5 separate regions of the Homo sapiens genome follow, and all the other regions are linked to region 3. A link is an interaction called in ENCODE POLR2A ChIA-PET data of the cell type or tissue named here. Cell type or tissue: OCI-LY7. All regions are shown on one strand. Each heading gives the region's core, and the rest is flanking DNA. Links, peaks and the distances in the headings are about the cores only.

Evidence for each region. ChIA-PET counts read pairs that join two places held together with the same protein. Peaks named below come from ENCODE experiments on the same cell type or tissue, not always from the same donor. Only the 100,000 strongest peaks of a DNase experiment are listed, where the experiment ranks them.
Region 1: POLR2A ChIA-PET joins it to region 3 with 16 read pairs; 13 of 35 experiments call an interaction of 5 or more read pairs at or near these places.
Region 2: POLR2A ChIA-PET joins it to region 3 with 19 read pairs; 10 of 35 experiments call an interaction of 5 or more read pairs at or near these places.
Region 4: POLR2A ChIA-PET joins it to region 3 with 10 read pairs; 6 of 35 experiments call an interaction of 5 or more read pairs at or near these places.
Region 5: POLR2A ChIA-PET joins it to region 3 with 13 read pairs; 7 of 35 experiments call an interaction of 5 or more read pairs at or near these places.

The regions. Positions count from the first base shown.
Region 1 is chr2:136,106,109-136,112,415 of GRCh38, reverse strand. No RefSeq gene overlaps it. Among named protein-coding and RNA genes, the nearest start is that of CXCR4, 8.9 kb to the left of the region's middle. In OCI-LY7, for the core only: a CTCF peak has its summit at 770 (motif pointing left); a DNase peak (open chromatin) is centred at 765; H3K4me3 peaks cover 873 bases; H3K27ac peaks cover 3,774 bases.
Region 2 is chr2:136,129,544-136,135,603 of GRCh38, reverse strand. No RefSeq gene overlaps it. Among named protein-coding and RNA genes, the nearest start is that of CXCR4, 14 kb to the right of the region's middle. In OCI-LY7, for the core only: a CTCF peak has its summit at 3,102; DNase peaks (open chromatin) are centred at 1,193, 2,203, 3,253, 3,893 and 1 weaker place; H3K4me3 peaks cover 4,800 bases; H3K27ac peaks cover 5,000 bases.
Region 3 is chr2:135,995,081-136,001,387 of GRCh38, reverse strand. It overlaps DARS1-AS1 (DARS1 antisense RNA 1), which reads right to left. Exons shown (of 4, transcript NR_110199.1): 2 at 2,550-2,701; 3 at 909-949. Among named protein-coding and RNA genes, the nearest start is that of DARS1, 13 kb to the right of the region's middle. In OCI-LY7, for the core only: CTCF peaks have their summits at 3,738 and 3,938; DNase peaks (open chromatin) are centred at 2,397 and 3,817; H3K4me3 peaks cover 2,382 bases; H3K27ac peaks cover 2,807 bases.
Region 4 is chr2:136,253,347-136,259,653 of GRCh38, reverse strand. No RefSeq gene overlaps it. Among named protein-coding and RNA genes, the nearest start is that of CXCR4, 140 kb to the right of the region's middle. In OCI-LY7, for the core only: CTCF peaks have their summits at 3,215 and 3,424; DNase peaks (open chromatin) are centred at 3,383, 3,763, 4,723, 5,803 and 1 weaker place; H3K4me3 peaks cover 2,103 bases; H3K27ac peaks cover 3,117 bases.
Region 5 is chr2:136,382,080-136,388,386 of GRCh38, reverse strand. No RefSeq gene overlaps it. Among named protein-coding and RNA genes, the nearest start is that of CXCR4, 270 kb to the right of the region's middle. In OCI-LY7, for the core only: CTCF peaks have their summits at 3,330 and 3,530; DNase peaks (open chromatin) are centred at 2,966, 3,236, 3,536 and 5,046; H3K4me3 peaks cover 2,470 bases; H3K27ac peaks cover 3,616 bases.

The sequences.
Region 1 (6,307 bases), core at 550-5,549, 110 kb before region 3:
AATGAAAGCTAAAATATTTAAATTGTATGCATGCTGCCAATAACAGCATACATCTGACATCTAACTTATTAATAACATTAAGCCTGCAACTAGGGGGGAAAGTGGATGTTTTCTCTTGCAAAGCCTTTGTTTTCCTAAAATGACACTTGAAAATTTATCTCCCCCTACTGCAGGCTTCCCAGCCCCCTTTTATAATTATGCTTAAATTAAAATAATGATTCTGGGATACTCTTTTGGGGAGATACCCTACAGGCTTTATTTTAATAATTGAACTAAGTGTTTGTGACTTTCTCCTAGATATTGTCAAATATTAAATAAAGGCTCCATAAACAATTGAGCTGTCTTATTCCCAGATAATACCCATTTAGGAGGGGCAAGGATCCCTGGAGACAAAATTTAGATTACTTTGGAAAATAATCAAGGCATCCCCGACACCTAGAAATGCAGAAATGCAACCTTGCAGCCTGGCATCGTAGGAATTTGCTCCACCCACGTTGAGGAAGTCTCACCCATGGCTGCCAGTGTGACTTAGCCAGTCAGTGCTGGAGAGATCCGCAAGCAGCCACAGATAGCATTCCCATGGACACAGCCTCAGAGGGAGGCTGGTGCCTTAGGGGCCGATAAAATAGTTGAAATGAATTCTTTAAACACAATGGTCATCAACCGGGGGCAACTGGCCCAACAGGGAACATTTGGTAAGGTCTGGAAACATTTGGGGTCATCATACTGAGGAAGTAGGGGGCGCGGGGAGGAGTAGTAGACAAGGTGCTAGTGGCATCTAGTGGGGAGGGGCCAGGGATATTGCTAGACATCCTACAATACACAGGACAGCCCCCACAACAAAATGATCTGGCCCAAAATGTCAGTAATGCTCAAAGTTGAGAATCCCTTTTTTAAGGTGATAGTAATAATCGAAATAAGGATATAGCCAACCAGTATAATTCTCTGAAATAGTATGAATCCATAAAAAGCTTGGTATTTGCTATGGTCTGAATGTGTCCTCTCAAAATTCTCATGTTGAAATCCTAACCCTCAAGGTGATGGTATTAAGAGATAGGGTCTTCGGGAGATGATTAGGTCATAAGCATGCAGCCCTCACAATTTGTAATGCCTTTATAAAAGAGATCCCAGAAATCTAGCTAGCCCCTTCTGTCGTATAAGGAAACAGCTAGAAGGTGCCATCTATGAACCAGAAAGTGGGCCTTCACCAGACACAAAATTTGCTGGTGTCTTGATCTTGGACTTCCAAGCCTTCAGAACTGTGAGACATAAGTTTATGTTATTTACATGCCAGCCAGTCTATGGTATTTCATTATAGTAGCCAGAACCGACTAAGACAGTATCACTGGACAGGGTTCCAGGGTGAGTCTCACTTCAATGCACTCTACTCATTCCCACCTTACCGAACCCCCACAATTATCTTCTACATTCATTTCAATGTTACTTTGTCATCGTGACATCTTTCTCTTTGCCTGTTTTCTTCTCTCACTGGAGTATCAGCTTCTCAAGGGCAGGGACACTGTCATTTCTTCTTTGTTCCCTGATGAGCTGCCACAGGCTGTGCTAGGAAGCCATCCTACAAAGAAAAATAAATGGTAAAATGCTGGGGATTCTAATTATCATCAAATATCTGTCTCTCTAAAGCCAACGATGTTTACTCATTTAATCCTCACCACTGCCTGTGACTCAATTTGGAACACTTCCCATTTTTCTCCTTTTATTTAAAAAATGAGTGATGAGGTACCAGCCTATTGTTCCACTGTCTGAAACTGGCTTGGATTAATTTAAATCAATTTTATCAAGTCCAACAATTAAAATCTTCTAAAACCTTCTGAAAATCCTTCTTTCAACTGAAAATTCCAGCTGGCTGCAGGCTGAGTTGAGGGATCCCCAATGTGAAGAAGTCACAGAAGGGACAGAGTTTTTCAAAATCAAACAAATAAAGGTGCTCAACCAAACTACACCAGGTGCTGTGTGTTTATCTGGCAGAGCCAGTCCACTATTAAGTTGATTTACATATTACAGTTCAATTAACCAGAACCCAACTCATCAACACTCTTAATTAAAGGGAATTACTTCCTCGTATTTGACTCTGTCTGAAGAAAAGTAATGTATATTGAAATTCCAGGCACTCTCATATGTAAGATGCAAGAGTCCCAGCAATATTGCTAGCTCCATTTTCAGGCGAGGGCACAGGCAAAGTTTAACTACAAATAAAGGGGTTAATGTTCTTTCTACTACACACACTATAAATGTGAAAACAGGACAACCAATTTCTAGGAGATGTCCTCACATTCTCAACATATTCAGTCCAAACTTCCCTATCTTTTCTATTTCTAGGTCAAGTCCTATGTGATAGCAATAACAGTTAACATTGACCTTGAGGGTTTACTACACACCAAGGGGCTTTGACTATTTAATCTTCGTAACAGCCCTACACAGTAAGTATTATTATTTGCCTATTTTACAGATGGGGAAACTGAAGCATAGAACAAAGCTTAAAATTGGCCCAATGTCACATGTTTTATAAGTGATAAAGCCTGGGTTTGAACCCAGGTCATCTGACACCAGAGTGTGCCTTCCTAAGCACTACAGGAACTTTATTATTTGCCTTAATGTTAGCCAATATTCAGGAAAATAACTATGAAGTCAAAAACATCCTTCATGCTCTTCAGTACTCTTCAGGGTTGAAGACCGGACACTCACCTGATTGTCCTTTTGTAAGTGACAAAGCAGACACTGACATTCTAGAAAGATTTGCACTATTTGTGGTTGAAATAAAATGGGTTTCAAGTTAACTTGATACACTGTGCCTGGCGTATAGTAGGAGCTTCATATTTTGTGGAATAAGCAAATGAATCAACACCCATAAATTCCTATTCCTGGGAGCACACAAAATTCTCTAAGTTTTTTTGTTGTTGTTGTCGTTGTTTTTTGAGACAGGGTCTCAACTCTGACAGTTAGGCTGGAGTGCAGTGGCGCAAACATGGCTCACTGCAGCCTCGACCTCCTGGGCTCAAGCAATTCTCCCACTTCAGCCTCTGGTGTATTTGGGACCACAGGTGTGCACCACCAGGCTCGGGTTATTTGTTTTGTTTTGTTTTGTAGAGACGGGAGTCTCAGCATCTTACCCAGACTGGTCTCAAACTCCTATACTCAAGTGATCCTCCCACCTCAGCCTCCCAAAACGCTGGAATTACAGCCATGAGCCACCACACCCGGCCCTAAGTATTCTGATTAATGTTCCTGTGTATGACTTGACTTCCTTCCTTCGTTCCTTCATTCTTTCACAGTCATTCACTTACTGAATCATTTACTGAACACCACTCTGGACCAGGCAAGTATGAAAGCTGCTCACGGTAGAGTGGAAGATGTAGTCCTTTGATGTTCTAGACATGCTGGAAAATTAGCTAAAGACCTCGCAGACTTTCCAATGTCCAACATTTTAAGAAATCCAAGATTCCACCCACCCACCCAATTTTCCCTCAGTCTTGCTCCCACTCATTCCCCATTTAAGGGGTATCATATCCCAGCCCACCTCACGAGCTGGGTGTCAGGCCCCCAATCCTGATCGTCCTTCCTGCTTTACCAGCCCAAAGGAAGCTGTTCACGTCATGAAGATAAGAGCAAAAGTCCTGCCAAGCCGTAGGATATGGGAAAAAGCCCTGGTGGTAGTTTTTTGGCCTTCTGTTCACAGAAGACAACTTGTTAGGCTCCTGGGATTGAAGAAGGAAATCAAGACCATCATCTTGGACCACATCCCACTTCCTTTGGCAAGCCTACTCTGTTTCTATCAGTCCAAGTGAGCTTTTCCATCCTAAATTCTTAGCACATGAAGTCTGAGACATGGGAAGATCCCACACATAAAAGGCTTTTGAAAAGTTAAAAGAAGCTATTGTAAATGGCATTATCTTCTTTTTAAATTTGTAAACATTGTTTTCTCAACAAATTCAATGTCTTAAGCACCAAGACCTTTGCAGTCTAACATAGTTAATTAATAGATACTTCATTTGATTAAAAAACAATCAGATTCCATAAGGCTGTGCCAATGTTGGCTAAAATTATATAAGGTTAGCTCAGTTGTTTAGGACTTGAGGTTTCCAAAGCCAAAATCAAGGGTGCCAGTCCCCCTGGGCCATTTTTAAAGTAAGCTATACCTGAATGTAAGCTCTGTGAATGTAAAGACTATGTAGGTCTGTTTTGTTCATAGCTGTATTTCCAGTGTCTAGAACATTGGTCCCAAGCTTTTTCTGTAAAGGGCCAGGTAGCAAATACTTTAGGCTACCTAGAGGGCCATGTAGTTTCCAGCACAACCACTCAACTCTGCCATGGTAACAAGAAAATGCATAAAAAAGTGAGTGTGGCTGTTGTGTCCCAATAAAATTGTATCTGTGGACATTGAAATTTAAATTTCATGAAATTTTCATGTGTCATGAGATATTCTCCTTTTGATTTTTTTTCAATCACTAAAACATGTAAAAACCATTCTTTGCTTCTCTGCTATTAAAAACAAAAACAGGTGGCAGGCCAGATCTGACCTGCAGGCTGTGGTTTACCAACCCCTGGTCTAGAATATGCTTAAGCGATAGTAGAAATTTTATAAAAATGAACAAGTGAAACTCGAAATATAAGAAAGTTTACTCTTTAAGCTTCAGGCACTGAAAGCCCCAGAGAACTAGTGACTTTATTCACATAAATGTGATACCTACCACTTATAAGGCACCTTTACTATTGACAAAATGCTTTCACAGGTAACCCTCAATGTGGGTCTGGGTACTGGTTTGCCATATTGCTTGGCAAAATCTTGCTTCTTTACTGGGTCTTTTATTTTAGAAAGAACAATCTGGGGTAAGAGAGTTGCTTTTTTTTAATCCACCTTTGTGCAGCTGTGTCACTTTCATCTCCCAGAGTGCTGATAAAGGTGGCATCTCCTTCTCTTATAACTCCCTGAAGCTACAGCAGTGATGTCTCACTAATGAAAGTTGTTGAGGTGCGCTGACTAACCTTTGTCTGGTGTGAGCAACATCAGCTTTGCTCCTCCAAAGTGATAATCACCAATCACAACTTTTGGCAGTGACTACACAGACAGTCCGTAAATAGGACAAAAGAAAAAGCCATAATCCATGGCAATGAATAGTGTTTCATGGCCACAAGCTGAGCCACAAAAGCCTAAGAAAAATCAATGGTGCAGAAAGCGTTTTTGGACCTGACCCCAGCTCTTGGGGGAAGGAGGATAATTCTATTTCCTTTTAGCCTTCAGGTGCCTCGTGGGAATATCAAAACTAATCTCCAAGGGGCTGCTCTGTTCTGTCTCTTACTAGAAACATCTCCAAGCAAATTCATTACTTTATAGAACACTCTTCCCAAGGTGAGAGGCCCAGCTTCTGTTTCAGATGAAAAGAATGTGAGAAGACGCTGAGGAAACTGCCAAGTGCTTTCTGTGTAAATGTGAGTTTTCTGCTATATCTGGATGACAGCACAAAAGCGGCTGCTCAGTTCCCATGGTCCAGAGTAAAGGAGGACAAGGCGTCCAGGCTAAGGTGGCCCTGGAAAAAAATCCCTAGCCAGATGGAAACCCCATGCGTATGGAGTGGAAAAGAAGAAAGATGTGTGGAAATAGTAAATAAAATCAGAAAGGACTCAAAGTACCCCTTCGCAAAAGAGGAAATAAAACTGATAAACAAAAATATGAGGAAATGTTCATCCTCACTAGCAACCAAATAAATGAAAATCAAAATAACAACACACTGTTTCTTACTTATCAAATTAGCACACATTTTTAAAATAATAACGTCCCAAGGGCCAGAGTAGAGAGAGCCAAGCACCTCTGAGCCCTGCTGGTCAGACATAAGCTGGCCAGACCTTTCCAAAGCCAAGGGCAAACGTCTCCAGAGCCGCTACGCTCATCCCCTTTGATACAGAGAGACCATTTCTAGACACCTAATTTCAGGAAACTGATCCTAAATCTTAAAAATACTCTGTGTACAAAGTTGAGTATTACATTTGTAATAACAAAAAAAAAAAAAAACTGGCATTTGCCTAAACATCTGACAGCAAAATGAGAATGAAACAAACTATGGTGAATCTACAGAATGAAATATTATCCAGCTTCTTAATCAATGTTTAAAAAGAAAATGTTTTTAAACATTCCTCCCTTTCCTACACCTTTGAAAACAAGCCACCATGCACGGCCGATTGGCTTGTTTTAAAAGGTATACAGAAGGGAGGAAAGTTTGTTAGAAAATGTTTACGATGTGTAAAATGAAAGAGGTTCAATAGTCTGCGTATTTTTTTAAAAAGATAAAAT
Region 2 (6,060 bases), core at 229-5,228, 130 kb before region 3:
GAAACAACACAAGCTGATGCAAAACAGAGTGCCAGAAGATGCTTCATACCATGAGTGCAAGGAAAAGCAAAACACCTCACTTTACCCCCTTCACCTCATTAACTCCCATTTACTTGTTTTGTCTTAGTTTTGAGGTCATCTCTTTTGGAAAGCCTTCCACGTTTGGTTTAGGTTGAACTATAAGTGCAGGTGCACTTGTCTGGATCCTTGTGAGCTCCATGAGGACAGGTTCCTGGTCGGCCTTGTGCACTGCCTTTATCCCTATGTCTGGTGCCTGGGACAGAGTGCTCAGCAAGCATTTGGGGAAGTAAGGAACTGAATATCCATCAGGAAGCTTTTACCCAGGACATGGGATGGAAAATGGGCTCTAAGATGAAAAGGATTTCTATCAATGCAGAAGGTGGTGCAGAAATGAGTGGATAATAACTCCCATAGAAAAATCACTCCTGGCCCAGGCGTGGAGGCTCACGCCTGAAATCCCAGCACTTTGGGAGGCCGCCAAGGTGGGAGGATGGCTTGAGCCCAGGAGTTCGAGACACCCTGGGCAACATCTCGAGATCTTGTCTCCAAAAAAATAAAAGTTAGACGGGCATGGTGGCCTGTGTCTGTAGTCCTAACTACTCGAGAGACTAAGGTGGGAGGATCACTTGACTCAGGAGGCAGAGGCTGCAGTGAGCCATGATTATGCCTCTGCATTCCAGCCTAGACAACAGAGCAACACACTGTCTCAAAAAAGAAAAGAAAGGAAAGAAAAATCACTGCTGCAATCTGTGTGAAGTGAGGTCAGGGAGGAGACCACCATGGATATAGCAATGGCCTTTGATAAAAAGGAGCCGGAAGGTAATATTCGGTAAATCAAGTGAGGCCAAACTCTGGGAGGTCAGGAATGCTAAGAGGATGATGGCAACCAGAGGATGATGGTTTAAAAAAAAATTAGGAAAGAAAAATCCAAGCCACTAGAAAGCTGCACATAGCAAACCACTCAGCTCAGTGTTAGAATCTGACGTTGGTGAGTGTTTTCCTATCCTTGAAAAGAGTGCTTTCGGGCTTCCCTTTGGTAGCTGGGTCCCCCACCCCGCACCCCCACCCCCTCAACTTTGAAGTTTTGACTCTCTTTCTCAACACCTGAAAAGACAGGCTGAGTTTCACCTTGGGAAAATGCAAAATAGTCAGCTGCAGTGAAGAAAAAATGATTTGCAACCTCAGTCACAGATTTCTTTGAAACACTGTTGTAAAGGGAATTCTGAAAGGACCACTGACTCATTTCAGACAGTGAGCCAGGGTGAATGTTTAATGTGGTGAGTCGGTGACCGAGGAAACCACTTCTCTTTTGGAGCTGTTCATTCTGACTCTTCTTATCTGGGTGCCTTTACCAAACAAACAAGTATCATCTCTTACTTGGGGACACCTGGTTGGCATTTGCAAAAAGAAAGGAGTTCCAAGAAGAGCTAAAATTATCAACAGCAGAGACAGCTCAGTTTCTGCTATCTACGGGTTCACCCACAGGGATATCATAATCAAGAAGCAAAGTGATCGATTTGGGAAGTGAGGGGTGAAGGAACAAAGATTCATAAAGAACAATGGGATTGGAGGTATAAAATATACCCTGCTCCCCATACCCAAAATGGAAAGTGCCACTTGGTAGGTGGCCATGTGCTGCATAAAACATAGCAGACAGTTAATGTCAACTCAAACCATTCTAGCAAGACATTAACTTAGAGGAAACGCCAGGAAACTGAGAGGTTGGAAGAAAGAAGAGGTGTATTCCTATGGACAGCTAGCTGCGAGGTCATCCTAGTCTGTTGCTGGTACATTCTACTTCAACCTAGAGCTGACAGCGTAGAAAAGTATGACTCATCTCTAAATAAGATCCCTGGACAGACTCATGGAAGTTCTGCTGCTCCCCAGAGAAGATCACCTGGTGGTCATAGGTTTAAAGACCTTACGAGGCTGGCCCATGGGCCGAGATGCCATTGTGCAGGGCAGCAAGGCCCACTTAGGTAAGAATATACCACATGATTGGCCTCACTGTAGAGGCCATCCCTCGCTTGGAAGCCATCTGGAAGTAGATTTGAACTTCTAAGTGACATCTTAAACAGCCCAAGTCCCAGTGATCATTAAGATCCCTGTGACCAAAAGAAGAATCTCTCCTGATCACTTGTGCACTCCTCAGGGACCAGGCAGGAAACATGGGGGCTGGGCTGCTGCCTTGAAAGCAGCCTTTTGTTACCCCCTCACACTGGAGCAGCTGTAAGAAATGGGTGGCTGCTGGCTGAGTGCAGTGGCTCACACCTGCAATCACAGCACTTTGGGAGACTGAGGCAGGAGGATTGCTTGAGGCCAGGAGTTCAAGACCAGCCTGGGCAATAGAGTGAGACCCCATCTCTACAACAAAAATTAGCTGGGCATGGTGGCACACACCTGTAGTCCCACCTACTTAGGAGGATGAGACAGGAGGGTTGCTTGAGCCCAGGAGTTAAAGGCTGCAATAAGCCATACTCACACTACTGCACTCTAGCCTGGGTGACAGAGTAAGATCCAAGAAAAGAAAAGAAGACAAGAAAAGAAAAGAGAAAATAAAAGTGGCTGCCACCCCCCTGCTCACCATCAGCTTCTGGGGGAACCCAGTGAGGCACCCATCTGCTATGGGTATGAGAGAGAACATCAAGCATCTGGCTTTCCTGATCTTAATGTCTCTTCACATTAAGAATGAGGTGAGCTTCTGATTCTCTTGTCCTGCTCCTTCCACCATAGTCTCTATATGGGCTTTTATCTTCTAGAGAGGAGCACGCCCACCCCAGGACTGGTACCCAGCAGGTGTACCACCAATGTTGATGATACTGATGACTAGACTTGCAGCAGGAGGCAGGCACTATTATTATCTCCACTTCACAGATGAAGAAACTGAGGCCCTAATCCATCAAGTAACTTGCCAAAGCCCCTCTGCTAGTGAGCCCAGGTCTCTTAGGATGAAGGGAGGAACTGAGTGTGTCAGAAGCTCTTAAACAGCACTGCCCCCTCCCTGATTCCAGCAGTGTCAGTCTCCTGCCGCTGGGCTCCCACCTACTTGTGTTTGCAGTCTCACTTGTGGGTTCGAGGTCATAACTCTCTGTCGCTCCTCAAGTGCTCGTCACACCCACTGTTCCCTGGTTTCATTTGTACATTGGGGTTCCAACTGTCAGTCCCCAGCCGGCACACAGGTTTCACTTCCCTGAACCCTAATTCACTCATTTTTGAAATAGGGATCTATCTACCAGAGTGGGTGTGAGAAATAAGAAACGGGGTATAAATATAAAGCCTGCAGGAGCCCCACCATGACGCTGTTCACGCCTTAGTGAGCACTTCACAAACAAAAAGCACCGTGATGAGGTATTTGTGTCCTTTCATAACAATCTTCTCTCTCAACTCTGGCTGACATCAGAATCACCTCGAGCATTATTTGAAAAGGCGAATGCTCAAAGCCCCGCCCCAACCCTGCCAAATCAGAAACAACCAAGGTGGAGGTCCTGGAATCTGAATTTACTTTATAGTAAACAGCGCTACCTGTTAATGCAGGGATCAGGGCCAAGCTAACGTTCATCCCACAGGGAGGTTCTATAAGGGATTCCTGCCGAGAGTGGGAGGTAGGTTTAGAGGACCTGAAAGCTCCTCCACAAATAACAACCCCCTTATGTAGTTGGTTCTCGGTTGATAGCTCCCTGCTGCAAGCAGTGTGGTGATCAGTGTACAGAGAAATATTTTTTCCATCCTATTCCACACTGGTCGTGTCCCAAGCTCCACTCTCTGGCAGCCCAAGTAGGGGTAGATAGGCTCTGGGCACCAGACAAAAACTGTATTCCCTTTAGGGCTGCCTTTCCTCTGCGGAACATGAAGATCACTTTTAACAACCACAAAGTTTCATGAACCACCAGATGAAAGCCAATCGTGCTGGTAGTGTGGTAATGTCTGTTGACGAACAACATTCGTTTTTGGCTTTTTTTTTTCTTTTTTTTTTTTTTGAGACAGGGTCTTACTCTCTCACCCAGGCTGGAATGCAGTAGTGCAATCTTGATTCACTGCAACCTCCGTGTCCCAGGTTCAAGCGAATCTCGTGCCTCGGCCTACTGGGTAACTGGGATTACAGGCGCCTGCCACCACACCCAGCTATTTTTTGTATTTTTAGTAGAGATGGCGTTTCACCATGTTGGCCAGGCTGGTCTCAAACTCCTGACCTCAGGTGATCCACCCACCTCAGCCCCCCAGAGTGCTGGGATTACAAGCATGAGCCACCGTGCCCGGCCCAAACAACATTCTTAAACACACACACACACACACACACACACACACACACACACACACACACAAAACTCCTATGAATTCAAGACACTTCCAAACCAATTCCATATTTTATGAATCACAATAGCATCCACATGCATTTCAAAAATTGTAGCACATTATATATTCAATCTACAGGAAGATTTGGCACTTGGGGGTATTTAGACCCTTCACAATAACTTCCCTTGGGGTCCACTGCTCACAGATTGAGAACCAGCCTGCACCACCTGACAGAGTCAAAGGTCAGTGATGAGCTCACCTTACCCCCCACATTCCCCTTTCCAGTAAATCACCCAAAAACCCAACTGTGGAAGAGCATGTTTGAGATGAGCCACTGGTAAGTAACCGAAGGGCCAGAAACATAATCTGAGGCCAAGAAGGAAAGAGAAAATGGGTCTGAAAACAAACAAATGGATGAGAAGGAGAAAGCTGAGGTGTAAAGACCAGGCGGAAATCTATTTGGATAGCTCAGGTGGAAAGTTTTAAAAGTCTGGGCTAGCCACACAGTGGTGGGAATTGCAAGGCTGCTAATGGATAGAAGAGATCTTGGAGAACCAGCATATGATGACTCACTGATGTGAGAAAGAAGGAGGAGGTGAAGGAAGCCTGGAATTTCAGCTAAGATGTGAAGAATGGAGCCACACTCTGAGAACCTACATATAATAACAAGTTATATTTAGGGCCAGCTTGGAACTGCACTCTAAGAACCAAAGTTGGACACTCAAAAGTAGACCAGGACACTTGGCAAAGCAACAGTTATAAGGGACCAAAGGTCTGGAAGCAAAGGGTGCCTATTTTCCTTAAGAACGACTGTGATAAAATTTACAGATAAAGGCATAAGTCTAGAGCAAGTTATTTTCAATGTTCTGCTAAAAATTATATTTGCAGTTAAGGAGTCCTGAAATTATTTAAACTTCGGGTGCCTTGGTATGACATTCCAACAATGTGCCCAACCAGGAAGTGGGTGCTGTAGTGGTAATGTGGACTGCCGTAAAGCTCAGCTTCAGAGTCCATCTCTCCTGCAAAACTTTCCCAGGGCACATTGGGTTGGAACAACTTGTTTCTCATCTGAACTACTGAGCCCCAACCCTGCTCATTCTGATACTATTGGTCTGATGGGGGACACTATCAACTCCTTATTTTCTGTGTAATTCATCTTTAACCATAAAAGTTACACATGATTGTATTGGAACTATTATTACATCACAGATGTTGATTTGAACTCGTATTTAAGCTTCTTGTGACACTTGCTTCTTTCCTTCTGCCTTTCTTCCCATAGAAAAAAGTCCCCAGCACTAACTGATACCCACATACTGATTTCTTTGATCTAACAAATGTCCTTCCCCCTAAAATCCAGATTTGGCCTTACCCAGGTAGTAACCTTAGAAATGTAAGGAAAGGATCTCAAAGCCTGCATTTTTTTTTGTCTGCCAAGTTTTGCCACCTCCGATCGTTGTTGTTTGAGATGTGACAGGAGATGAAGTCACTTCGATGACATAAGTAACAGGATATCATTGTGCTACACAAAAGCCCACAAGTCAGATGCAGGTGGTGACTGAGAAACCAACATACAAACTTTGAAAAATACAAGGGTAAGCCTTCAGACTTTCTCTAAACAGCATCCCCTCCCCTCCGAAATAGTCTCTCCCCTTGACCTCCATTCTTCACATCTTAGCTGAAATTCCAGTCTCCCTTCATCTCTCCCTTCTTTCTCAGCCCCACATCAATAAGTCACCAGATGCTGGT
Region 3 (6,307 bases), core at 830-5,829:
GGCCAGAAATGTAGGATCTTGCAGGTTTTGGGGAGTGTGGGTTATGAGTCAGGCCTATAGGGCAGATCTGTACAGATCAGCCCTTCCCAAACTAACATGCATGCAAATCACCAAGGATCTTGTTAAAATGCTGATTCTGATTCAGTAGTCATAGGATGGTGCCTGAGATTCTGCACTTCTCAGAAGCAAAATGCTGCTGTTCTGCTGCTGGAATCTAGATCACACTTTCAGTAGCAAGAGCCATAGAAGAAGATGCTAGGAAGCAAATAGACTCTGTCTTCCTTCAATCAGGGAAAAGCATGGATAAAAGGTAAAGGGAATGGTGAAAGATAGGGACCAAGGAAAAAAATCATCATATTGAGGGAACCGTGGACACTAAAAATTATCTTTCAGGAGGATCTATAATGTCCTTTTCAGCATACAGTTCAAAGGATTAAAAGATTGTCACTGAAATGAGGAACCTAAATAAAATAATAATTCTCTTGGTAGTTTACTTAGAAGTGGCTGCATAGGTTTCCAAAGTGAGTTTGTCTGCTCACAGTTGAGTGCTGCTGCTTTCTCAAACCCCACCGGAACTGCTTGAAAAACAAATGACTGTTTCCACAACCTCTTTAACCTTCTGTGACTCTCTATGGCTATTGCCTGCCACTGCCTTCCTCGAACATTCTCTATTCCTGTTAACCAATGTTGCTGGCCCTTCTCCCTCCCTCTGCCATGTAAGGGCCCAGGACTTGGGTGGAGTAAGAGAGAAACACAGGCCTGAGGATAGCAGGGGGAAGAAGGCATTTCAGAGCCTGCCTGTTGCCTCTGCAGTACTGCCTGGAGTGCAGCCATAAAAATATAGCCAGAGTCTGCTTCCCTTCCTCCATTCTCTTCTGGGGGTTGGGATGGGAACTGAGTAGTCTTACCTTATAAGCCATATGGCTATTTCTTTTAAGGAATGATCTTCCTAGAATGCAGCCAGAAGCCCAGAACGGTAAAAAAAAAAAAAAAAAAAAAAACAAAAACTTAAAATCAGATGCCTCTTTGTGTAAACTTCTATACCACACGATAGATCCCTTGTTTGTTATCATAAGCATGTTTCTCCAAAATTTCCTGTTTTTCAGATGATTTGTGAATTGAAAATTCTGTCTGTGGAAGGAAAGCCACATTATTGAAGCCCCAAACAATAGAATGACTATGGCTTTAATCCTTTGAATAAGGCTTTGTTTCCCATTGACTGAAAACTTCCGAAAGGAAGAAAAGCTAGGAACATTCAGGAAGGATTTGTATTTCATTTTACAACAGTTTTGTGAAAGGGGAAAATCATCTGGAGGCCTTAGACTCCCTTTCCTGGTTGATGGGTATCCGAACACACAGCCGTGCTGGGAGCTGGCTGCAGATGGTGGCTCCCACCCACCAAACACTTCCCCACCCTACTGCCAACTTTGTTTCATTATTGTTGTGCTGACACCAACAGACGTTCATCCTGAGCCAGAGTTTCACATATTCCCTGGGCATGACTAGGAACAGGTGCACCCAGTCTATCTCAATTTACTTGCATGGATCAAAAATGTTTCCCTAATATATTCCACAATGATTATATTGCATACTCCTTAATTTATGAATTTCCTATTAATAAAGAGATATCATAATTGAAAAAAGTCATCAACCATTGAACTCTTAAATTACTTTCAATTACACTCCCACTTGACTGTGTTTTCATTTACTTTACACATCAATAATTATTTTCTTTTAAAATAAAGTGAAATCAATGAGCTGAATCCTCCTTACAATTTGGGAAAGAGGTCTGTGGATAAAAAAAGCTGCTTTAGCCAGGCATGGTGGCTCACGCCTGTAATCCCAGCACTTTGGGAGGCCGAAGAGGGTGGATCACCTGAAGTTGGGAGTTTGAGACCAGCCTGACCAACATGGAGAAACCAGCCTCCACTAAAAATACAAAATTAGCTGGGCGTGGTGGCGCATGCCTGTAATCCCAGCTACTCAGGAGGCTGAGGCAGGAGAATCGCTTGAACCCGGGAGGTGGAGGTAGTAGTGAGCTGAGATTGTGTCATTGCACTCCAGCCTGGGCAACAAGAGCAAAACTTCATCTCAAAAAAAAAAAAAAAAAAGCTGCTTTAAATCCCCAAATGCTGATACGGCCATTCCTGCTTTGCACAGATTCTATGCCGGAGGCATAAATTATGGAGCTCAGTTCACGGGGCTGTCAGGCCCCATTGCAGAAGTCAAAAGGGCCTCTTGGACACCTGCCCCTTCTGAGTGATATCATCCTCATTTATAAATCCCTACTGAATGTAGAATACCACACACACCCTCTTACGGCCAACAGCCCTTAGGGTTTTGTCTCAGGTATGTCTCTGGGGACATAATTTAGAGATTCACCATCCTGAGAATTATGTTTCCGGTACCAAATCCTAATTATAGGTCTACTCTATAAGTGACTTCCCAGAGACAGAAGGTGCAGTTGAGGTTAGGCCTAGGTCTTTGTTAGCTGTAATTAGAGAAGGTAATACCTCTTCGTCCACGTGGTCCTATCTTTACCACATTACCTGTACTGGTGGGAAGAGCCAGCCTCACCACTCTGTTAGGGACACATTGGAGAAAAGAGACCAGTCCTTGGCTAAGAAAGACAGGATCCATTTTTCCAGTGCTTTCCAAAGCAGCATCCACTTTAAGTCAGGGAAGGCCTTCAAATTACTTTCTGTAGAAGAAGATTTAAAAGAATGTTTCTGTTTAGGGTTTTTCAGTCTTTTGTCCAAGGACTCTTCTATATCTTTTGTCCAACTACAGAATCCTTTGAGAGTCTGTTGACAATTATGAATCATTTCCCCTCAAAAATGCACATATGTGTAGACACAAACAATGTTGCATGCAATTTCAAAAAGTTCACAGACCCCTGGAAACCCATAAGCCTCAGATTAAGAGCATTTAATCAAGATTTAGACACTTTTTAAATTTATAGAAGTTGTGAATTTATAGAAGTTGAAAGCAGAAGAGCTATTAAATGCTCCAAAGCATTTAAAGGACAAAACTAAAATAAGAAAGTAAAAAGAGAAGCGATTAAAATATAGCATTTTTCTAAAATAGATCAGGGTGATTGTCTTTTTTCCTCTGCAAACATTGTACAGCAGAGCATGAAACACCAGCTTTACCCTTTGCTGCTTACATGCTAAGACTGCATGGTATGTTAATGGTCTCATAGATCCACAATATATTCTATGTTTGTAATTAATAGCTACCCTGATGGTTGCCTGGTATATATGAGGCCAAGGGCTTTGACTATAGGATTACTTATTGCTCACAACAAGCACACAGGGTAAATATCACTAACCCATTCTACAGCCAAGAACATTGAGAATCTGAGAAGAAAACAGCTTTCCCAAAGCCACACAGCAATTAAGCAGCAGAGATGGAACTCTGACCCAGGGCTGTCTCCAAAGGCCTCACTCTTAATACAATGTAAGAATGCAGGCCTACTAAATTTTATAATTAGCTTTTAAAATGTTCCTTCAGAGTCCTTGGGGCAGTTATCAGGCAAATAGGAAGCAGGAGAACTTCAAGGGCTGCTTGAAGCAAAATCACAAGCTTTGCAGTGACAGCTCCAGGATGTCTGCCTGGGAGGGATCTGAAGGCCGTGGGGAGCTTGCCTTAAGGCTGCAATTGCAATTGCATAGCAAGCAAGGAGACTTTCCTCCGCTTCAAGTCAAATGGCACAGTTTTGGCAGCCACAGCCCTTGCTATTGGAAGAAGCTGCCCTCTCCATCAGTGGGTGGTTGGTGAGAGTTAGGGCTGAGCTCCCGCCTAGCTCTCACTCCTGAGATGTGCAAATAGCTCCGCCCACCCCTGCCCTGCCTGGGCCCTCCATCAGTTCTGCTTCTCTGCCCCCTCTGCACCCTCAGCCTGTCACTCTGCTGCCCTCTGCGGTGGCCACACAGGGATGAGAAACCTGGGAAAACCAAGCAAACACTCTATCCTACCCTGAACTGTGAATGTAGGAATAGTTAATTCAGACTTCTCTAACATTAGAGTTTTCTAAATGTAACTGCCAGCATGGGACACAGCCTGGAACCTAGAATAAATGAACGAGGCAATCAAAGCCTTAGAGGATTTTCTTAACTCAAGTAGGGCCAGGCATGGTGGCTCACCTGTATAATCCCAGCACTTTGGGAGGCCAAGGGAGGAGGATCTTTTGAGCCCAGGAGTTCAAGTTTACAGAGATCCATGATCATACCACTGCACTCCAGCTTGTGTGACAAAGCAAGATCCTGACTCAAAAACGTTTTTTAAAAAAATAAAAATAAGCTTGAGATATTATTTATGGGAGGCAGGACATCACAGTAGCTAAGCATGTGGCTCTGGGGGCCGATGCTTGGGTTCTGATGGTGATTTGACCCACTTACTGTTTTACAAGTTATTTTGCCTCTCTGTGCCTTAGTTGTTTTATCATAAAATGGAAATAATAATAGTGCCTAGCTCAAAAAATTGTTCTAAAAATTGTTTAGACTGAAAAACCCTAAACAGAAACATTCCTTTAAATCTTCTTCTAATGAAAGTAATTTGAAGGCCTTCCCTGACTTAAGACAAAGAGAATGCTGCTTTGGAAAGCACTGGAAGTGAATCCTGTCTTTCTCAGCCAAAAAGTTGTTCTAAAAATTAAATGTATGAATAAATATATTACACTTAAAACAGTGCCTGGCACATCATAAGCATTCAAAAAGTCTTAATTAGTATTGTGATCATCATTTGGCCACTTTCATAGTCACTGATGAGTGAACCACTTTGTCCATGAGCTAAAATGACTGTGAAAACCCAGAAAGTAAGTTGTATTTCCCTGCAGAGGTTTGAGGGTGATGAGGTGAGCAGGTGAACGTGGTGCAAGGCCTCAAAACCAAGCTGAGCAAAGGAGCCCCAGTGTTTCAGTCAGGTATTGCTGCATAACAAACCACCTCCCAATGTACTGGCTTAAAACAGCAGTTTACATTTCTTATGATTCTGCGGGTCAATCAGGCAGTTCTAGTTTGTAGAGTGTTGGCTAGGGCTCCAATAGGCTGGAACACTCAAAATGGCCTCATTCACATTCCAACTGGAGCTCAGCTGGGGTTGTTGGCCAAAGTCCTCAGTTATCCTCCATCAGGTCTTGTCATATGGCTCTGGAGCTTCCTCACAGCTTGGCAGATGGTTCCAAGAAAGAACACTCTAAGACATGAAGACAGAAGCTGAAGACTTCTTAAGGCCCAGCCTTGGAGATTATATTATATTGGTCAAAATAGGTCATAGGCCAGTCTAGATTCAAAGGGAGTGAATCTAGACTCTACTTCTTGATGAGGGAGTGACACAGTCACATTGCAAAAGAACATATGGGATGAGCGATATTGTGGCAGACATCTTTGGAAACACGATCCACCACAGCTACGGGAAGAGAGAGGAACCAGATTTTCCTACCAAGGTTTGGATTGAGTGACTCAAATAGGAAGACCAATCCGAGTTTGCATCACAAAGTTACCTACTAAAATGAAGAAGTAAATGGAACTAAATGTTTTTAATTTAGCACAACTTGTTTATATGTGACTTAAATAGGATTATTCTTCAGAATATTAAAAATAGTTCCTTTAGGTCAAAAATCACATGGAGAGGTCGAGCGTGGTGGCTCACGCCTGTAATCCCAGCACTTTGGGAGGCCAAGGCGGGTGGATCACTTGATGTCAGGAGTTTGAGACCAGCCTGGCCAACATGGTGACACCCCATCTCTACCAAAAACACAAAATTAGCCGGGAGTAGGGGCACACACCTGTAGTCCCAGCTACTCAGGAGGCTAAAACAGGAGAATCACTTGAACCCAGGAGGCAGAGGCTGCAGTGAGCCTAGATCATGCCACTGCACTCCAGCCTGGGCAAGACAGAGTGAAACTCCTTCTCAACATACATACATACATGCATACATACATACATACATAAAACCAGAACCATAAATGAAAATAGAAAAAAAGACATTAGGTTGGAGAAAATAATTATCAGTAAGGTGCCTTTCTAAAAGTAAAAACTTTTCCTTAAAAGGTAGATGATAAAACCACATACTCCCTGATAGTGACAATGGTGAGCTTGTAGTGAACACTGAAGGGCACTGTGTTAAAGTGAGCAAAGCAGAAAACCATAAAAAGGAGGCTGAGTGATGAATAGGAAGAGTCAGACAAGAGCCCCAGGAGAGTCCTGAAATTGCTATTGCTGAGATTTTGATTTTTCCCTACCTCCTCGCACATGTAGAATTCTTTTTAAAGTGTGATATACTTTATATTTGTATTTTACATTAT
Region 4 (6,307 bases), core at 843-5,842, 260 kb before region 3:
GAATTGAGGCTTCAGTTAGTAATCAACAGAGCCAAGATTCAAATTCAGGGAAGAGCCGAAGGAAAGAAGCAGGGCTGGGAGAGAAGGTGAAACTCAAGTGAAACACTGTAAGTAAAGCACTTTCTAGCAATACAAGACTTTGCAAACAGCTATGATTGTAATGTCAGTGAGCATGAGGCAGAGATATGACAATCAAGTGAAGAATACCCAGCTGCCTGCTGAAAATAAAAAACCTAGGGAAACGTTAGTAGTTCATGAGAGAGTCAAAATTTTAAAAGGGCCTCAGGATGGATGCTGGGTGAACTCAGGATAACTGGAAGGAAAAACAAATCAAAAGGAGAACCAGGAGTATTTACTAGCCCCAAAGCCAACAGTGTCAAGCAAAAAAGAGTCAAATGCAGCCAGAGGGTGGAAGAGAAGGAGGCCCAGAAAAGAGTCACTGGATTTTGGAAATTGGGAGGCCACTGGAAACCATCAAAAGAGATGGAGGGTAGGTGACAGAGATGTAGGTTAGAGAGAATGTGGGCAGTGAGGCAGTAAGGACATCAGTGTAGAATCCCCATTCAGAAAGCTTCCCCAGGAAGGAATAAAGGAAATCAAATGCAATGATAGTTTAGGAGATAGGAAGATCAAAAGAAGGAATGAGCTCTTAATATCCAGGAGAGAAGGCAATGTAGAGGTTGAGTACCATTCTCAACTTCTTCACCTGCATGACTTTGGGACTGTTTGTGTAAAGAGAAATTTCTGTCATTGCTGCTGTACCTAATTAGAAAACATCTCCTCATTTTTCATCCTACCAAACTCTATTAATTCTTCCTGTTCAGTATCCCTTGGATTTACCTTCCCTTTTCTGCCATACTCTCTGAGAGCAGGCTTGTCTCATGGACCTCTGTGCCATCCTTCTTGCTCACTTTCCAAGCTTCCCACCCCTTCCCACAACTTGAATCTGAACCAGATTAACCTGTCATAAAATCTAGTTTGCAAACATGAAAAGCACTGTACGGTGAAAGCACCCCAATATGCATTGGTTCAAGTCAGAAACCTTCAAAAATGCAAGAAGTTTCATCAGGAGCCTCCATTCCCCAAAGCCAGCCTTTCCTTAAACCCCTCCAAATACACCTTGACAGTCTGAAGACTGTCCTCAGCCTTCGCTGCACGTTAGACTCATCAGGGAAGCTCTAAAAATGCTGAGGCCCAAGCTCGTTCCAGAGATTCTTTAATTAGGTCTGCAGCGGGTCAAGGCAAGGGTATATTTTAAAAACTCCCTTGCCAATTATTTCCTGGTTCTCTTTACTGCTCTATGGGATACTCATAAACCCTGCTCTGAGCCTTTGCTCAGCAATGCTTTCCATGCCTGAGACATTTTCCTTCTTCCTTTCTATGAATCTGAATGCCACATTTCCCAAAGGCCTAATACAGTCTGACTTTTTTTAGGAAGTCTTTCCAGACCACCCCAGTCAGTAATTATCTTCCTCATCTCTAAGTTCTGATAACTCTTACAGATGGCACTGCAAAATTCAGCCCTTAATTCAATCAATATGTGCCTTCGAGGAGTTTATAGTCATGGTTTGGTATGGTTGGTATGTGATGCACACAAAGCAGAGACAGCTGCATGTAGAAGGGCAGGGGAGCATGGAGGCCCCAGTACAGCCAGGAGGCCCCTGGAGCTTCAGGCAGCAGGACATGGGTCTGGATCTGTAGTCAGAGGGGAGGTCAGGAAAGAGCTTGTACACCAGCAAAAGATTGGATCCTGTGGTTCTCAAACCCTTATTAGTCCTGGAGCTGTGTTTCAAGGAAATTCTGCAGAAGAACAGCAGGTGGGTTCCCTCCTCACCTCCCCACCTCCTAGATATCCCCTTGTGGGTGTCACACAACTAGGACTTTGAAACAGTTTGAAAACCATTGTCATAAGCCATTGAGCTTCTCAAAGGCAAAGACATAGGTTTTCTATAATTATTTTATGTGAACAAATCTCAACTCTCCAATAGATTTACAACTCTTAAAGGCAAGAAACCTGCCTCTTATGTTTTCGCATCCCCTAGAGCACCTTGTCATTCTGGTGATAGAGTATAATAAAGAGTTAAAACACAAGCTTGAGGAAAGGAGGCTACCCACAGTTGGGAATCATAGAAGACAGAATTTCCAAAGGGCTATTAATCGTTTCAAGATTGATTTAAACATCTAAGTGGTACATGAGGAATAGAAGTGAGGTGACTTCCAAGAACTTGGAAATGCAGTTAGTTGCTCTTGAAGATTTAGGTTGGCAAAACTCATGCACAATGGCTGAAGTTAGCTATTATACTAAATGAAAGAAAACCATAGCCTAAAAGAGTTTCTGTGAGTGTGTGCCCAAAGAATTTGGGAACAACTCAGATTCGTTTCAAGGTGACAGGATTGAAATGAAATTGGATTTAACCAATGGAGAACAAATCAGCTGTTTTGTATACGGCCTGGAGAAGTTCTGTAGAAACAGAGAGTGAGCACACAGAAAAAGTGAAAACGCAGGATCAGAGGTTGGCTGTGTTTACCCATGACTTCCAGGGGAAAGAGAGACAACTGGGTGGACAGAAGCCACAGCAGTAGGGGAGCGTACCCTCTGTGAGGGTCTAACCGAGACCTGCATCTGCCAAGGTTTATGGCTGCAAACTCAGCAACTGACTCTGGACTATTTCAAGAAAACAGTTGGGAATAGCGGGTAGGGGGATGCTCTGTTGGATGGAGTAGTATGGAAAACCACAGAGGATCAATACAGGGACTGGAAACCAGGTTCAGAATAGATGAAAACCTGAAGGTCTTTGTCACAGAAGCTATTGCTCAGCTTCACCTGGGTGCTCTCCCCAGCATAAATAAACTCCAACCATACTTCCAGCATTCAAGACACAAAGTTCTGGGAGAGAGTATGATGGGTTAAGCTGAGGTCACATGCCTACTTCTCAGAGGAAGGCTCTGTTAGGAGGAGCCTTCAACCTTTAACAGAGGAGGGTACATATTGCACCAACCAATCTCCCAAAGCCTGAACATGATGGGAGAGAGAAAGATCCCTAAAAGGGAACTGGGGTGCTCAGTGGGAAAAGTCACTGGGCAGTCAATATCCACAACACAGTCTGAGGAACTCCAGGGTTGTTCTCTGGCCTTTGTCCTGACCCTGTGCTCACCTGGCCACCTTTTCACTTCCAATCCACCGTCCCTGCACTGGGGCAGAGGCTTCTTCCCTGACAGCAGTTGTAAACCTTCCTTTCCAAAAGAAGGAAGATCCCTCACTGTAAGTTAGCAGGATTGTCAATCAGCTAGGACCATGTTTACCTCAAGGCAGAGCTCCTGAGTCAGGTCTTGAGATGCGTGAGGGTGAAAGCCAGCCTCTGACAGACAGCTGGCCTCACCCACGAGCTCCACCTGGCTGCAAGCCTCTCCACGCTGTGGCAGTGACAGGCCCCACACTGCCAGTCTGGATCCAGAAATCTGCCACGAGGTTGACTTTCTTTGGATATACTTTGTGAATTTCCACTTTCATCCATATGAAATTAAAAATCCACCTACAAATTTTTCATCACAAAATAAAGTGTGCCTTTTCCAATCATTCCTGGACCGTCTGTTGCTACTTGAGTGATTTGCCCATCGTGTAATGGAGACTGGTTCCCTGTTACATCACTAACCATAAGCTTGAGGAAGTCAGTCCTATAAATATGCTACTCAGGCACGAATAAACGGGTCAATGACAACAGGTGCTGAGACTTCAGAGTCAGATATACTAAGGCTGCCATGATAATATTTATCTTTTGGATCATATCTAGAGTGAAAGGCCTTTTAACAAACCCTTGATTCGGTTTCCTTATTTTTCAGATGAGGAAACTGAAGCCCAGAAAGGGGAAGTGACTTGCTCAAAATTATCTAGCTCATAAGTGGAAGAACTAAGAAAACCTGATCTCATCCATCCTTTCCATTACATCATTACACTGTCTTTAAAAATCAGAAATTTCATCAACTTTCCAAGTCTCTTAAAATTAGTGAGTGCTCTCATCACTGACCCTTTGTATCCAAACAGGAGATGCTGATGCTGCACTTGCTTCAATATGATACTCAGTGAAAAGCTAATAATTAGCAAACTCAAGAATTGTAGTGCCCTGATAATTCACATTTCTGGTAATCTACTGAAAAAAAAATGGGTGGGCAAGATCTTTTTTAGAAATACATTATTACAAACATTCCTAAGTTGTGTGTGTGTACACGTGTGTGTGTGTGCACGTGTGTGTCAAACAGAAAAAGTAATTTTCCACCGTAGTAAATATCATCAATGTCAGATGCAGCCTCTGAAGTGAGGGCCCTGTCAAATCACATTTCTGCTGCATCACCTTGAGCAAGTTCCTTAACTTATTTGAAGGTCAGTTTCCTCTTCTATGAAATAAATAACCTACCTCAACTTGTTGTTTTCATTAGATAATCCACAGAAAACATTTGGCACAGTGTTTGGCCAATAGCAAGCCCTTGAGTTTTTTAAGTTCTTAAGTTATATTAACATAATGAAACCTTTGGTGTTTGCTTTTTCACAAGGCCCTAAGAACACCTCCCTGATGTTTCAAGGCATAGCACTGGTTCTCAAACTTGGCTTGTTTCGAATCACCTGGGGAGTTTTAAAAAGTGCAGGTGCCAAGGATACACTCCTGAAGATTCTGGCTCAATTAGTTTAAGGTGTACTTGGGACTTTCCCCCATTGTATAAAGCTCCCAGGGGACCTTGTATGCAGTAAAGTTTGAGAACCAGTGATCTACAAAACTGAACCTATAACCAGAGAACAGGCAAGACAAGGACCATCAAGCATTCAAGCTTACAGTCACCGCAACATCACTCCATCTCCCTACCTCATTAAGATCACACTGAGAAAGAACCTGTAGCTGCAGGTTCTTCCCCTGTCCCAGAGATCTCGAGTCTTCTCTTTCCAAAATATTTCAGATAAAAGAGGCCAGGCACAGCAGCTCATGTCTGTAATCTCAGCACTTTGGGAAGCCAAGGCAGGAGGATCTCTTGAGGTCAGGAGTTTGAGACCAGCCTGAGCAACGTGATGACACCCTGTCTCTACTAAAAAATGTAAAAATTAGCTGAGCATGGTGGTGCATGCCTGTAGTCCCAGCTACTCAGCAGGCTGAAGTGGGAGGACGACTTGAGTCCAGGAGTTCAAGGTTACATGGAGCTATGGTCATGCCACTATGTTCTAGCCTGTGTGACAGAGCGAGACCCTGTCTCAAAGAAAAAAAAGAAAGAGACAGAGAGATTAGCCTAAAATTGAACTAACTCCAGACCTTACCTGGTAGGTGATTTTGGAGTGGGGGGAGGGAGGTGGAGGGCATGTCAAATCTTTTCCCATTTTCTCCTACAAGAAGAGTAGCTTGGAAGAAAAAAACCCAGTTCACCAAAAGTACAGAGATGACTGTCCTGGAAATCAAGGGAGTCATTGTTTTATTTGCAATATGGAGTAATGTGTTCTTATTTATTCCTATAATTTTTTTTTTCCTACCTGTTAGTGAGGCCTTGAGTTTGGCTGCATTTTAACAAGACACAAGAGAATCAGAGGAAGCTTTTGACTGGGGCTGGACTTTGTTTTCCAGGCTTGCTGGGATAAAGGGGAATCAGGCATGTGATCTCCTTTTCCAGCTAATTTCACAGAAGACCTGGAAGAGGAAGGCAGCCTGGAGAGTCCCTATGAGGGTACCCACTGGCCCAGATTTTACCCTTTTGCTGGCCTGGCCTGAAGGATCCCAGCATGCTGCCACCAGGCCACTGCAGCTGTTCACGTGCCCCTGTTTGGGGAAGTGAGGCCTGGGAAAGCAACGGCGCAGGGTTATAGTTTGTTCCACATCAACGGAATCTTGACCTGAGAGCTGGCTTCCTCCTCTCAGCATGCTGGTCCTGGCAAGTCCCATCACAAGCCAGCCTTCCCAAAGAGGAACGCCTTACGGTTGGCTCCAGCCCCTCAGCTTCCTCTTTCTTCCCTAGTTCCCTTGCAAGGATGACCCCAGGGCCCCTGGTTCCCAGCAGCTCCAAGATGGTGAGAATCTGAAGTATGGCAGAACAGAACTGGGACCAATGGCCTGAAGCCAGCAGGAGGCTGATTTCAACTCAAGTAAACAATAACTTCCCAAGAGTCCCATCTGGGGGCAGTCTCAGTAGTTAGAGATCCACATCAGGGCAGGTGTTTACACAGGGCCATAGAAGAGATTCTGAAACCAGATGAAGTTTGACCAGTTGTTCTCAAAGATCCTGTCCCCACCAGAAAGTACATGTCTATGAATCTTCAAGTTAGCATCAATTCCCC
Region 5 (6,307 bases), core at 630-5,629, 390 kb before region 3:
AAGAATTAAATCATAAACAGATCAAAGCAGGGGCTAGGGAGGGGTATTGACAAGGCAAGAGACTGCAGCTTCCCATCACAAGCTCTTCTGGACTACCTCCATTACTTTAATAAACACGTAAAATATCTGAGAAGATAAATATCTGTTCACTCTTGTATTCCCACTGTCTGACATGTAGTAGGTGCTCAATATTTATTTATTCATTCATTCTTTCTGAGAATGAGTCTCGCTCTGTCACCAGGCTAGAGTGAAGTGGTGCAATCTCAGCTCACTGCAACCTCCGCCTCCAGGTTCAAGCGATTCTCCTGCCTCAGCCTCCCAAGTAGCTGGGATTACAGGTGCCTGCCACCATCAATACTTTTTTGTTTTGTTTTGTTTTGTTTTGAGACAGAGTTTTGCTCTTGTTGCCCAGGCTGGAGTGCAATGGCGCGATCTCGGCTCACCGAAACCTCCACCTCCCAGGTTCAAGCGATTCTCCTGCCTCAGCCTTCCCAAGTAGCTGGGATTATAGGCATGCACCACCAAGCCCGTTTAATTTTGTATTTTTAGTAGAGATGAGGTTTCTCTGTGTGGGTCAGGCTGGTCTCGAACTCCCAACCTCAGGTCATCTGCCCACCTCGGCCTCCCAAAGTGCTGGGATTATAGGCGTGAGCCACCGCTCCCAGCATCAATACTTATTTGTTAAATGAACCAATGATATGTTCCAAATAAGAGCAATGGTTTGGCAAGTGCCCAGCTATGTAGGTGACAAATCTGTGCTTCACCCCTTAGAGCTGAACCCCCGGGCTTTCTTAGATGAGTTGGTGTCAGATCACCTGTACATTCAGCCCTGGTCTCTCTTTCTGGACCTAGTCTCTTACAAACCTAGAGGAGCAATTTTGAATGCTCTGTCGACTTGAAATTTTGACATCAGAAAAACAACTTTGCTTGCTGATCAAGTCACACAATTTTACAGTTCTCCATCAAATAAGTCCCATGACTTACTCTGGGTGTAGACCAGATACCCAGCTGAATGGCAGCATTCAGAACTCTCAACATGAGTAATCTACACACGGGGAGATCTTTATGGGAGAGTCAAAGGTAGCTGTGTCATTTGGAGCAGTCTAGCAACTTTACCTAGTGGCCTAATGCCTAGACATAATCAAGTATCTAGGACAAGTTATGCATATGCCAACTTGGTCAATGTAACCTGCCCAAGTCCCCCACCCATTCATGGACATTGACTAAGAAATGGGCATTGACCAAGGAACATTTTCAATAAGTTATTTTCCTGAGGATTTATGGGGAAAATTCTCGATGGTGACAGAATGTTCCTCAAAAGAGCAATCGAGGCCGGGTGTAGTGGCTCACACCTGTAATCCCAGCACTTTGGGAGGCCAAGGCAGGAGAATCACTTGAGCAATGGGAAAACTCCCTTGAGGATCAGTATGCTCCTGACAGGTCATGTTCTTAAGTTTCCCATTGATGGTTTCAGGAGATCTTTAAGTTATAAACAAGTATGCTAACATGTTGATTTGCAGTATCTATTGGGCAGGAGCTATCTGAGCATTAAAATATAAAAAATCAGGCTGGGCCAAATGCAGTAGCTCACACCTGTAATCCCAGCACTTTGGGAGGCCAAGGTGGTCAGATCACTTGAGGCCAGGAGTTCCAGACCAGATTGGCCAACATGGCAAAACCCCAACTCTACCAAAAATACAAAAAGTAGCCAGATGTAGTGCCACACGCCTGTAGTCACAGCTACTCGGGAGGCTGAGGCATGAGAATGGCTTGAACCCGGGAGGTGGAGGTTGCAGTGAGCCGAGATTGCGCCACTGCACTCCAGCCTGGGCAACATAGTGAGAATCTGTCAGAAAGAAAGAAAGGGACAAAGATTGAATTGGTTACAAAAGTTGTTTGCGATGATGTGATGACTACTGACATTGGGTTTGCATGTTTTAGTTAAAAGTGTGTACTATGCAATTTACTTAAATGTTCAAAATACGTGGATTGGATTAGTTGCAAAAAAAAAAAAAGTGAAAAATGTTGGTCTGATTGATTCCCTCTAGGGTGTCCTCCAAACACGAGGTCACCATCTGTCCATGAGATTCACTCCTGCTTCACTGCCCCAAATGAGTCACTAGCCCTGAGAAAAATAGGCCTATTGGCAGAGCTTTACAGGCTATCTATGAAGAAAAATACACTGTACGCTCTGCTTCAAGTAAGGTGGTGCCAGATTCTGCATCCTTTGGGGCCCAGGAACTGCCTGAGCATGTTTTTGCTGCAGAGAGACTCCACCATAAAAAATACTTCTATTCCTTCTTCCCTGTCCTTCTCCCCAGCTCACTCAAAGTTGCACAAAGGATATAGGGGTGGTGGTAGCAGACCTTATGTGAGGGTAATGCACTATTGGCCACTATACATTCTTTGCCATAACCAAAGAATGATTTTGAGGGAATCACTAGGTGAAAAAGAATATAGTAGCTAAAGCACATGCATGCAGCAAAACCCTCCCACCACAGGCTCAACCTATGATCCATCCAGTATTCATTGCTTTAAACTTCTGCTGCAGTAATCACAGGCCTGCTCCTGTTATTTGCAAAATGGGGGGTGCCAGAGACTCCATTTTCTAACCTGGTATTTTGCATCATGGCATAGACAAATGATCAGGCCAAAAGGATCCTATAGGTAAGCAAGGATGTCCAGGCAAAGGCTAGGAAAGTCCGTCCTGCTGAATTTCCAGTGGAGCCATCTCCAGCTGGCTTTGAGTATCTCAAGTCAGCTTTTGTCAAAGATAAATAAATCCAGACAGACAGCATTGAGGTGTTGTTGTTTGTACAGACCTCCCTTCATTTTTACTACAGTTAAGGTATCATGCAGTACTGCCATAAAATTGAGCAGAGGACAGCTCCAGTCATGGGCTCAGAGATCACAACCCTTTTTCACACAGAGACTTGTGCTAACAGCCACTGCAACATCTGTGTATTGGTCAGTAGCAAAGGCATCCCTCCTGGGGTGAGAAGACAACAGGTTATTTGAATTATCTCCTTTCTAGTCTTCCTCTTTCCATTTATACTTCCTGAAGGCTCACAGAACCACAAAGAGGAGACCCCACTAATGGTTTGGGGGTACCACAATTGCTGCTGTTTCCACAGTATACCACAGATTCAACTTCAAAGAAAGAATACCCCTTGCTGGTTAATGTTAGCTAAGTGGAGGAAGCAAAGGAGGAAGAGAGACAGTTGTATAAGACAGAGAGCCCTCATGCTAGTTTAGTTACTCGTTTGTCACAGTGATTTACACTGGGGCTATTCTTGCTTCATTTTCACTCCAATAATGAGCCATTTATGAAAGACTACATGGTACTTGCCTGTTTTATTGCTACAGAGCCCAGCAAGATCCTCAGAATGTTTTCTCAGCAAGCAGAAGATATCCCTCTACATCTTGGGACATGAAAACAGTTCTTGTAGATGTTCCTGAGATTTATAGGTTTGGCTCAGAGGCAGAGACTCTGGCAATGAGCTGTAGTGGGTCTGCCTCACCAGCAGAGAGTGCCCTGTTGTCACTTTTCTCTCCTATTCTCAGGGCTAGGTTGGATGTCGCTCTAGAGCTTGGGCAGAACCAAGAGTCAAGGACGGTACACAAATGGGTTTTTTGTTTTTGGTTTTTAAAGAATGCCTCCTAGCATGATGTCAGACTTGCACCATACATAATTATTTTGCTTTGGGCAATGTCCTTTGACCCAAACTATTGTCAATCCTAACCAAAGAGTAATTTTCTGAATGTTGTGCTTTCATTATTATGACAGCTGCTCATGTTTGCAAACCACTTATTTCAAAACAACACATCATTCAGATCTCCATGATTACAGATGCAGGGACAAGGAGAGAGAAGTGACTCTCTCACTAGCCCATCAGGGCTCCTAGTTCTGACAAGATGGTCATAGCTATGGGCTTCCCATTCCAAAGGCCCACTCCCACCAGCATTCCCTCCGCTCATCTAATTCCAGTCTTCCCAATCATCTTCTTCCAATGGGAGGATAATGGTGACAAATACTCCAGGTCACAGAGCTTTCACCTATGTTAATGGAATGAAGAGGTTGGGTCATTCCTGTGGCCAAAATCTTAATTTAAAGCTGGGGTGGCTGTAGCTCAGATGGTCTATAGCCATGCCTCTGAATTTTATCTGTGTGTAAGACTTACTGGTTCATCAGAACAGATGCTGTCCAAACCTCTTGTCGCAGCCACCACTTTCTTCTTTCACCTCTCTCCAAAGTCTCCCATATCACACTGCCATCCATTTGGTTAGTAGTTTTCATGCACAATCCTTTCCATTTTTCATCACACTTTCACTGCATGATCTCATTAGAATCTCATAATGCAAACTCAAGGTAAGTAGAGAAGGTGTTAATGAGCTTTTCCACTTACCCCAGGCAATAGTTACTCTGTTCTGTGTTCCCATATGTTGCATATTCCTTTATTATAGACATTTTTGCTATAGTGTAGTTATTCCTTTACCAAGTTCTACCACTGTGTGTTTCCTTAAGGCAAGAGTACAGATCTATCTTAACAGGCTTATTGCAGCACCCACCCCCGCCCCCCGCCAAAGCTTTGCAAAGTCCTTGAGATATAGTAAGTATTGAATAAATGTTTGTTGATTTGAATTACTATACCCATTTGACAGATAAGATAATCAAGTCATACAGAGGAGCTAAATAATACAGATGCTACAGCTACTGCTTGAAATGAGTAATGGAAGAACAGGGGATAGTACATGTATGGGCCAACTCGAGGAATAAACAATCAAAGAGAAAACATCTATTGCATTCTGACTCTGGAACAAATGCCCTGAAGAGATATAAAGATAAAATAACAAGACATGATCATAGTCTGAGACTCTCGTCCAGTGACTGGTGGGCCCCTTTAACTACTCTGTATCTCAGTTTTAACTCATTCAAGTGAGCAGGCTGAAGGATAAGATCTATTATGGCTCATTTGCATAGGCTCCTCAGTATTCTGGTTGAGGAAATGCTACGTATCATCTATTTGCACAGATGGACTATAGACATGCCAGCATACGTATGGCCATGGGATTAACAAAACATGCCACATGGGCAAATAGAATCAGGTTGAAAGAGCAGTCCAGACCACCCTGAAAAAAAAAAAAAAAGGCCTAAAGGAAGAGAGAACTTGGAGAACTGAAGAGTGAAGCAGGCTTTATAAGAAGTGAGGCCAGGGCTGTGGCTAAAGTTGAAATTTATACAGGCAAGAATGACTGACGGGGTGGAAATGAATGGAGGGGGTACACAAAGTGTGTGTATTTAGAGGACAGTAATATCAGGAAGCAGGGCAACTACTTTTCCAGTGGTCTATGCCTGGATGTGAAGGGAGGTGTTTGAGGAAAAAAGAAAGCCTGTCTCCACTTCAGTCCAGTGTTATTTCATCTCTCATCTGAACTCCATTCCTGTTTCATTTATCTTGCTGGTCTCCCAATCTAAATTAGGTTTTGCCCCATTGTACAGTCTCACAGCATTCTGAACTTTAACGTCACAGCAAAAATCTTAATTATACATGCAAGTAAGCTGTTCTTTCTCTATTGCCTCTGTCTCCTGCAGGACTGAAAGGTCTTTGAGAGCAAGACCTGCAACTGTTTTATTCACTGCTGAATCCCTTGCACCTAGCATATAGTAGGTGTGCAGTAAATGTCCAGTGAACTACTACATGAAAATCAGGAATATATGAAAAACATGTCTGTCTGATGGCAGGGCCGCCTTCCAGGGCACAGTTGCTCTGGCTGCCTGGGCAGCTTAACTCAAAGTCAAGTGAGGTCGTCAGTGACAGGTGCAACCACCACCCAGGCCGAAACTTTGGAGTTTGAGTGTCACGGAGAGTGAGAATGTCCTATTTCTGTTTGAGAAACACCACCACCAAGTTTCGTCAGCAGACCCTGCCTTTGACGCTGCACCACATCCCCTCCCCATTTCCTCTCAGTCAAAACGGAAGATGCTTTTCTTTCCAAACAAACTTCTCTTGAGCTTCAGGGCCCTCCCAGACCTCCCTAAACCCACCAATCCCAGCACCCTGCCTCCTACTCAGTCCTGCAATGAGTGACTTTGTCTGTACTCATTCAGATCCATACACACCCTGTGGTCGGCTGTGTTTGTTTCTGTTTTTAAAGGGCTGAAGCAACTGAGTCTCAGAAAGAGCAGGTGACTTCTTGAAGGTCACACAGCTAAAAGCCCCGTCAAGGGCATCCAGAGCATAAAGCTTTGTCATGACGCTAGTTGCTATTTAAGTGCTTGCTAGACTCTGCTAAGTGCTTCCTCACA